2 separate regions of the Homo sapiens genome follow, and region 2 is linked to region 1. The links are chromatin loops, found by intact Hi-C in ENCODE. Cell type or tissue: PC-9. All regions are shown on one strand. Each heading gives the region's core, and the rest is flanking DNA. Links, peaks and the distances in the headings are about the cores only.

The links. Peaks named below come from ENCODE experiments on the same cell type or tissue, not always from the same donor. Only the 100,000 strongest peaks of a DNase experiment are listed, where the experiment ranks them.
Region 2: a loop joins it to region 1, with 14 times the contacts of the local background. A loop is called at or near these places in 1 of 110 quality-filtered maps.

The regions. Positions count from the first base shown.
Region 1 is chr20:51,622,677-51,627,207 of GRCh38, forward strand. It overlaps ATP9A (ATPase phospholipid transporting 9A (putative)), which reads right to left. Exons shown (of 28, transcript NM_006045.3): 18 at 2,516-2,686. Among named protein-coding and RNA genes, the nearest start is that of NFATC2, 82 kb to the left of the region's middle. RefSeq lists an enhancer at 1,594-2,126. In PC-9, for the core only: CTCF peaks have their summits at 1,776 (motif pointing left) and 1,982; a DNase peak (open chromatin) is centred at 1,755.
Region 2 is chr20:51,309,898-51,314,428 of GRCh38, forward strand. No RefSeq gene overlaps it. Among named protein-coding and RNA genes, the nearest start is that of MIR3194, 140 kb to the right of the region's middle. RefSeq lists enhancers at 1,027-2,016, 2,017-3,005. In PC-9, for the core only: no CTCF peak of the experiment used is centred there; a DNase peak (open chromatin) is centred at 2,184; H3K4me3 peaks cover 607 bases; H3K27ac peaks cover 690 bases.

The DNA.
Region 1 (4,531 bases), core at 802-3,301:
AGCTCACACTGCATTTCTCTGCTGTGGGCTCAGAGAGGGTAGATGACTTGCCCCAAACCACACAGCTACCTCTTGTCCTAACCAGGCCCAGAATCCGGGTCTTTAGAGTCCTCATGGAATGTGCTTCCTGCTCTGTGATTTTACCTCATTAACCCTTTTGTTCTCTTTGCTCCCAGCTGGGAGCAGTCTTGGGGCTATCGGTCAAAGAAAATCTGGATAGGAGGGAAAGTATAGGAAAGAAGATCATGACAATTGTCTCCTGAGTGTCCACTACGTGCCCAGCACCCACGCTGAGCTCTCTGTTACCTTCATGACAGCTTCTGGAGGCTGGAAATGGAAGCGCTAAGAGCTTCAGTCATTTGCCAAGGGTCACAGAAGAAGTAAAGGGAGAGGTAGGATGGAAACCCAGGCAGTGAGACGGGCAGAAGGAAGGCACCGGGCACCTCTCAGGGCTGAGCCTCCCGGGCCCTCTCCCCTAGCTGGGTCTGTTTTCCCTCAATATCCCGCCTGTCCTAAAAATAATATTCTTTTTGGTGAGCTTCGTTTAGTCATAGTTCTCAGGGTTTGAGGTAAGAGAACAAACACTGGGGAAGGAATTGGGAAGTTCAAGTTCCAGAAAAGCATGAAAAGAACGATCAGGTGCACGACATGGCTAATGTCCCATGCTGTGATGAAGGCAAGGTACTACAGGAAGGGTCCAAGACCCCAGCTCCAGTCCCGGCTCTGCTGCTTCCCAATGTGAGAACCTGGGGAATGGAGACGCCTCACTTAGCCTCAGTTTCTACATCCATACAAGGGGCTGATTTAGAAAATATCCTGTGCAGCCAGGCGCGGTGGCTTACGCCTATAATCCCAACACTTTGGGAGGCCGAGGCAGGTGGACCACTTGAGGTCAGGAGTTCGAGACCAGCCTGACCAACATGGAGAAAACCCATCTCTACTAAATATCTAAATATACAAAATTATCCAGGTATGGTGGCACATACCTATAATCCCAGCTACTTGGGAGGCTGAGGCAGGAGAATCTCTTGAACCCAGGAAGTGGAGGTTGCAGTGAACCGAGATCGCACCACTGCACTCCAGCCTGGGCGACAGAGTGAAACTCTGTCTCAAAAAAAAAAAAAAAAAGAAAGAAAGAAAGAAAAGAAAAGAAAATTTCCTGTGCAAGATCGTATCTTAGACTTTAATTACCAACTAACCTGCCCCATCCCAGGCACTCCCCTCCTCCTGTCATCTAACAGGAAACTAGAATGGTAAGTCACATGCACACTCTGTGAATAAAATATCTCGTCTTGGGCTAACATAGTTTTGAGAAGGAGAAAAACCCCAGGACAAAGATGGAAGCAGAAAATGGAAACTCCAGAAGTCTTAGGAATGGCCAGGGCCCCACTGCAGACCCCACGATGAAGCAGAAATGGGCCTCCAGCGGCCAGACTTCCGGAAGCAAGGTCCCGTTGGTGATTTCCTTATGACGAACCAGGCCTGTGAGCCAAATGCAAGCGACAGAATTGGGTTTACAAGGAAACAGGCACGCAGGGGTGGGAGTCCCCAGTGGGCCTGAATGTTGCCTGGCATCTAACCTGTCCTCCTGCCATGGCCCTGCTGAAAGGACAGGCCCCAGGATGCAGCAGAGAGCCACTTTTGAGTGGAGGCCGGTGGCAGGCACACGTTTCCAGGAGCTCCAGGCCAATGAGTTTGGTTGTTCACACCTCCCTTGGTCCACTGAGGACCAGGTCCTCACGCGCCCTCTGCTGGCCCCTCCAGATTCAACTCCTAGTATTTTTTTTTGGGTCGCCACTGGTAGAGTGCAAAATGCTAATACGACAGTGTGATGGCGCTGACGGTCACTCTGCTGGGTGGTCACTCACTCACTTGGCCACACGGCAGACAGACCGGCGTGCTGATCACTCAACTAGAATTTAATCAGCAGCCATGCACGCTGGACACTGCTCGGCCTTGAGCACCAGGGAGCCCAGTGGAGTCAGGGGAGTCATCGGTACAGTAAAGGCAAACGCTACACAAGATGTCTTCCAAAATCAGGGCTGGAGGGCCAGGCACAGTGGCTCACACCTGTAATCCTAGCACTTCGGAGACTGAGACAGACAGATCACCTGAGGTCAGGAGTTCAAAACCAGCCTGGCCAACATGGTGAAACCCTCTATCTACAAAAATATAAAAATTAGCCAGGCGTGGTGGTACGTGCCTGTAATCCCAGCTACTAGGGAGGATGAGGCACAAGAATTGCTTGAATCCAGGAAGCAGAGGTTGCAGTTAACCAAGATCATGCCACTGCACTCCAGCCTGGGCGACACAGCGAGACCCCGTCTCAAAAAAAAAAAAAAAAAAAAAATCACAGTTGGAGGGGCAGAAACAGTGCCTGTGGCCCATTGCAGATAAGGCACTCCTGGTGTCCTCTGCTGCTCCTCCCACCCTTTCCCCCTGTGATCTCCCTGCACTGCTGAGGGATAACTGGCATTGCCCTGGAGTGCCCTTCCCTGCGGGCAGCCCGCCCTACCTTGATGCCAGCATTCCTCAGGGTCTCCAGCGTGGGCCGCACATCTGCCTGCAGCTGGTCCTCCACGCCCGTCAGGCACAGCAGTTCCATCTCCATCTCCAGGCTCTCGATCACCGTGGCCACTTTGAGGGAGCGGTCGTGCACACTCAGCTTGGCCTGGACGTAGCGGGCCTGGGACACACCAGCAGATGCAGTCACTGCTTAGGGTGAGGAGAGGCCAGGCTGACTGGCCAGTGCCAAGAGTGGAAGGGCCACACCCGATCCCCACCACACGGGGTGGGGGACCCCAGCAGGTGAGCTGGACCCCACAGGGGTGACATAGGCTTCCAGCTTCCTCACAAGTCCTCCATGTAGACACTGCACAGACCTGAGTCCCACCCTACACTCCACACTCACCTGCTGGGAGACTTCCAGCAAGTCACTTAACCTCTCTGAGCCGTGGCCACGAAATGGCAATAACAGCACCAACCTCATTGGGTTGTCTCAGGGACGGGCACAACCAAGATCTCAAAAAAACAGTAAGTTCTCCCATACACAACATGCACTTTGTAAGCCAAACTGTGGGTCACCAGGTTTTCTAAAGACCAAGTCGAGCTTCTGAAGACCATCAACCCAAACTGCCGCTTCTTCTCTTTATCATGTTAGCAAAAACCTGGAGGAAAACCAGTCATCTAATGGGCCCGCTTGAAGCACATGCTTTTAAAATTAAAAGGCAGGTAGCATTGATCGGGGCTAAAATGCTTGTTAAATAATGGCTTACAAAGAACTCAAATATATTAAAGAGAGATCCAGGCAGTTTCCCCGCATGGAGCAGGGCAGGGCCCCACGAAGCGTGTCCCGCCTCCCTCCCTTGCATTCCTGCACGCTGGATTTAGGCCAGGCACCAGAGACACGGCAGTAAACAAGACGAGGACCCTCCCCTCAGGGAACACACAATCTATGGGATGGGATGACAATAAGCAAGTCAATAATCTGGTTCAACCCCAACATTTTTACAGCTTAAAGAAATTAGGGAGGCCGGGTGTGGTGGTTCATGCCTGTAATCCCAGCACTCTAGAAGACCGAGGCAGGCAGATCACCTGAGGTCAGGAGTTTGAGACCAGCCTGGCCAACATGGCAAAACCGTGTCTCTACTAAAAATACAAAAATTAGCCAGGCATGGTGGCACATGCCTGTAATCCCAGCTACTTGGGGGCTTGAGGGAGGAGAATCGCTTGAATCCAGGAGGCAGAGGTTGCAGTGAGCAGAGATCGTGCCATTGGCACTACAGTCTGGGCAACAAGAGTAAAGCTCTGTCACAAATAAAAAAAAAAAAAAGAAAAGAAATTAGGGAGCCGAACCAGATGCGGTGGCTCACACTTGTAATCCCAGCTACAAGGAGGTTGAGGCAGGAGGATGGCTTGAGGCCAGGAGTTTGAGACCAGCCTGGGCAGCATAGCGAGACCCCGTCTCAGAATAAATGTGCAAAAAAAAAAAGAGAAAAGAAATTAGGGCTCCAAGAGAATGATTTATGCCAAATTTTCCCGAAGGCATACCATATGCCAAGGACTATCTTTAACTACTAAGGATATAAGAATAAACCAGGCCAGGCACAGTGGCTCACACCTGTAATCCCTGCACTTTGGGAGGCCAAGGCTGGTGGATCACCTGAGGTCAGGAGTTCGAGACCAGCCTGGCCAATATGGTGAAACCCCATCTCTATTAAAAATACAAAAATTAGCCGGGCATGGTGACGGGCAACTGTAATCCCAGCTACTCCAGAGGCCGAGGCAGAAGGATCCCTTGAACCTGGGAGGCGGAGGTTACAGTGAGCCAAGATCACACCACTGCACTCCAGCCTGGGCGACAAGAGCGAAACTCTGTCTCAAAAAAAAAAAAAAAAGAAGAAGAAGAACAAGAATAAGAAGAACAAACCAGACTTGTAAAGTCCCTGTCTTCAAAAATATTTTATTCCCGAAAGGAGATGGATAAGATGAATGTTAAAAAAAAATATATGAACAGGGTCAAGTTTATATT
Region 2 (4,531 bases), core at 1,033-3,532, 310 kb before region 1:
TGAATTCTTCCTATTTGTAAATGTTAGCATTGGTGATTCAAATATTATTCAAGCTTTTTTAGCTCCATGGGCTTATGGTTTGTGGCTTTTGTACAGTAGTCATTGATACTGTCCCCAGTTTAAAATTCCTATGAGTCTGATACAACCCCTGTGGAGAGCAAAACTGTACATACCCACATCATATGATACACCAGTTCCACCCCTACGTATCTTTACTCCAGACAATCTCCCATTCCAGCATGCTGGAGCCATACTCAAGGAGACTCATAACAGCATCTGTGTGTAACAGAGAAATATTAGGAACCATTAAAGTGTCCATCAATGGGAGAGTGGAGAAATGCCTTGTGACATATTTGCAGCAAAAACAACTACAGCTTCATTGATGTACATGGATGTGGAGTTCTCATTAGGGAGGAGGAGTCAGGCTGGTGGGACAAAGGGAAAGCAAAAAGAGAAAGCAGATAAGCTGTAAGTCTGCCTTTCCAGGACACAATGCAGGACCATGGACCTCTTGCACAATATAACTCACAGTCTTCCTGTGCCCAGCTATTACCAGACTCTTGGCTGATAGAAAAATGCAAGTTAGCTCCCTGCAACCTTGGTGTTATCAGTACAGCACGTAGCCCTCTCCAGCCCAAGAACCAGCGTATAAAATCTCCAGCAAGCTTTGTCCCTTTGCAGTCAGCTCCCCTCTTGCTGACCTGCCCATTGCTTCCTTGCAGCGCTTTCTCGAGTAAATCTGCCTTTCTTTACCTACAGCTATCTTGGTACATTCTTTTCACCACCTATATGACACCAACCCCAGAGAGTCGCAACCCACGACAATGGACAAACCTCAGAACATCATTTTAGAATGAGAAAAGCATAGTATCTTACTTATATAAAGTTTTAAGCATGAAAGCAAAAGTGTCTGTTGCACAGGGATATATGTGCATATGTTCTATAAATGTAAAGGCAAATATGGGAATAACAAGCATTGTATTTAGGATTATGAAACCTCTGGGATGAGAGAGAGAAGAATGGAGTGGGCAGGTTATTCACAGGGACCAATTTTATCTGCCATGCTTTGTTTCCTAAAAAAATCAACCATGGGCACATGAGGGGCTCCCTAGGGTAACAGATGATTTCTTAATCTGGAGGCTGGTTCCAATTTGGGAAAATTCATTGAGCCAATCATTTATGATACGTATAGTTCTCTGCACATGTGTAATTTTTCTTTTTTCTTTTTTTGAGACAGATTCTTGCTCTGTCACCCAGGCTGGAGTGCAGTGGTATGCTCATAGCTCACAGCAGCCTCCAACTCCTGGGCTCAGGTGATCCTCCCTCCTCAGCCTCCTGAGTAGCTGGAACTACAGGCCCACATCACCATGCCTGGCTATTAAAAAAAAAAAACTGTCTGTAGATACAGGCTTTCACTATGTTGCCCAGGCTGGTGTTGAACTTCTGGCCTCAAGCAATCATCTTGCCTCAGTCTCCCAAAGTTTTGGGGTTACAGGCATGAGCCACTGCATGTGGCCTGACTTTTCAATACAAATCTATTGATATAATTTGGATATTTGTCCCTGCTCCAATCTCATGTCAAATTGTAATCCCTAATGCTGGAGGTGGGGCCTGGTGGGAAGTATTTGGGTCATGGAGGTGGATTCCTAATAGCTTGGTGCTGTCTTTGCAATAGTGAGTGTCAATGAAGAGTGTCAAACTCTGCGAAATATCCGAAGAGTTTATCCTGAGCCAAGTATGAAGGACCAGTGGCCCTATGACACAGCCCCAGGAAATCCTGAGAATATGTGCCCGAGGTAGTCAGGATACAAAATGATTTTATACATTTTTGGGAGACATGTCAATCAATGCATGTAAGATACATGTTGGTTTCGTCTGGCAAGGCGGGACAATTGGATAACTGGAGGAGGCGGGGTTCCAGGTCATAGGCGGAGTCGAAGACTTTCTGACTGGCAATTGGCTTAAAGAGTTATTATTTAAAGACCTGGAATCACAGACGGAATGGTTAAGATAATAGGTTGTAGAGACCCAGGTTTTATCATGCAGATGAAGCCTCCCAAAGCAGGCTTCACAGAGAATAGATTGTAAATGTTTATCAGACTTCAAGTCTGTTCTATCTGTCTTAAGATCTCTGTTTTAATGTTAATGTTGGTCAACTGTGCTTGAATTCCAAAGGGAGGGGGAGGAGGGTATAAGGAGGCATGTCTGACTTTCACTTCCCATGATAACCCGAACTCGTCTTTCCAGTTAATTTTAGAATGCTCTTGGCCAAGGGGAGGGTTTATCAGCAGGTTGTGCGGCTTAGAATTTTATTTTTGCTTTACATGCGTGATCTGGTCATTTAAAAGTGTGTGGCACCTCCTCTCCCTCTCTCTCTTCTTATAAATTACCTAGTCTCAGGTATTTCTGTAGAGCAATGCAAGAATGCCCTAATACATGTGTTGTAGGGGGAAAAAAAAAAAAGGGTTCTTGTCACATGACCAGGAAAGATTAGGCCTGCAGACACTTTGAAGGGTGAGGGGAAATGGAATTTATTAGGCGAAAAGGAAAAATAAATCTCAGTAAAGCAGGAGAGAGTCCTGCTAGAAGGCTTCCCACCTCATAGTTTGAATCCCAGTTTACTATCCAGGAACAGGAGAGGCCAGGTTCCTTTCCCTTGCAAACGGCACAAACTTCTTGAGACTCCACCCCATCCTCCCAGTGCTCAGGCAGGTCAGAGATTCTCCAGGACCTGCAGTCCGGGTTTTTCAGCCTTCAGGCCATTTTAGGCTTGAAGGCGGAGTTTTGTGGGGGGACCCTTGGCTGTCTCCTGTCTCTATGACATGTATTAAATAACTTCAGTCATAAAACAAATTTGAACCAAGCTGGGTAGTAGATGTCAGCCTTTCTGGTACACAGGTTGAGCATCCCGAATCTGAAATCTGAAACGCAAAATGCTCCAAAACTCAAAATGGTGTGAGTGTTGATGCTGTACTCGAAGGAAGTGCTACAGTGAACATTTCAAGTGTTCAGATTTGGGATGCTCAGCTGCTCAGTGTAATACAAGTATCCCCAAATCTGAAAAACTCTGAAATCTGAAACACTTCTGGTCCCAATCATGTTGGATAAAGGATACTCACCCTGCATTATCCTCTGCTCTTTATTGTAGGCTTAAAATACTCAATAATGAAATCCAATGAATCTACAAATGCTCGGCAGTGGCCTGGCTGCAAAGTGAGACCACTAAAGGTTTATTGTTCACAGTGACCTGGCCGCATATCTAGACAGTTGCTTTATGATGGGAAATCTATAGTAAAAACAGGCTTCAGAATAAGATAGATCTGCTGTCTTAAGCTCTTCACGTTACCTTTCCGAGCCTCAGTTTCTTCATCTTTCTAATGGGGAGGATAATGCCAGCCTCATGGCTCAATGATGGCTGTTCACAGGCCCTCCAGGAAAGGGAGCTCTAGCCCTTTGCAAGGAGCAGAGGCCTGAGAACAACCGTATGTGATGGTGTTGGAGAAGCCAGTGTGTGGGAAGCTTCTGCTAAGTCAGCAGCATCAGGGATTTGCAGGATGGCCTGACCAGGAAGCATGTTCCTTCCCCCAGCACTTCCTTCCTGCTGATGGAATTGACATGGGCTGGAATAGTGGAACACACACTCACACATACACACACGTATGCAAACAGCATCCTGCTGGTTTTGATGGATGCGATGCATTGATTGAAATACGATGATTCATCAGCATGAGGGTGGAGGTTCGTTCTCTGAGCTTGTCAGGAGGAAAAGTGACAGGGCCTACAAGCAAGTGCTGGAGTACTGGTTCTCAACCAGGGGTAATTTTTTTCCCCCAGCAGTCATTTGGCAAACTCTGGAGATATGTTTGATGGTTAGAATTCAGGAGATGCTACTGGCATCTAGTGGGTAGAGCCCAGGGATGCAGCTGAACAATCTACAATGCACCGGACAGGCCCTCTAGCAAAAAATTATCTGGTCCAAAATGTCAATAGCGCCAAGGTGGAGGCCCTTTAGAGGGGACCTAGGGGAGAGAAACCTCTTGGAGGAGCTGACATCCCATCCAGGACATGCAAACGGCCCATCAGGGATTAGAAGTATCTTCTAAAGGGCAGCTTCTCCGGAGCTCTGTCTGCAGAGAACACCTGCCCAATCCACTCTTATGAGTGGCCTGCCATATGTGGGAGCCTGGGGGCAAGAGATGGCTCTTTCAGCCTGAATTGGTCACCAAGAGCTCAGGAGCTGGTGTTCAAGGGCAATCCAGGACCCTAACAGGGGCATATGTGGGCACGCTCCAGCCTTGGCGTCCTCACCCATTTGATTACTAATTTTGCAAATGTGAGTTTGGCCCGCGCTGGAGCCATAGCTTACCCTTCAGGTTCATTTAACATTATCATGTGTACAGCCCCACAGGCTGTCCCCATTCCCAGGTGGGCTTGGCTGGGTTCTCTGTGCAGGGTCTCACCAGGCTGATGTGAATGTATTGGCCGGGCTGCACTCACATCTGGAAACTCAGGGGAAGAATTCACTTCCAAG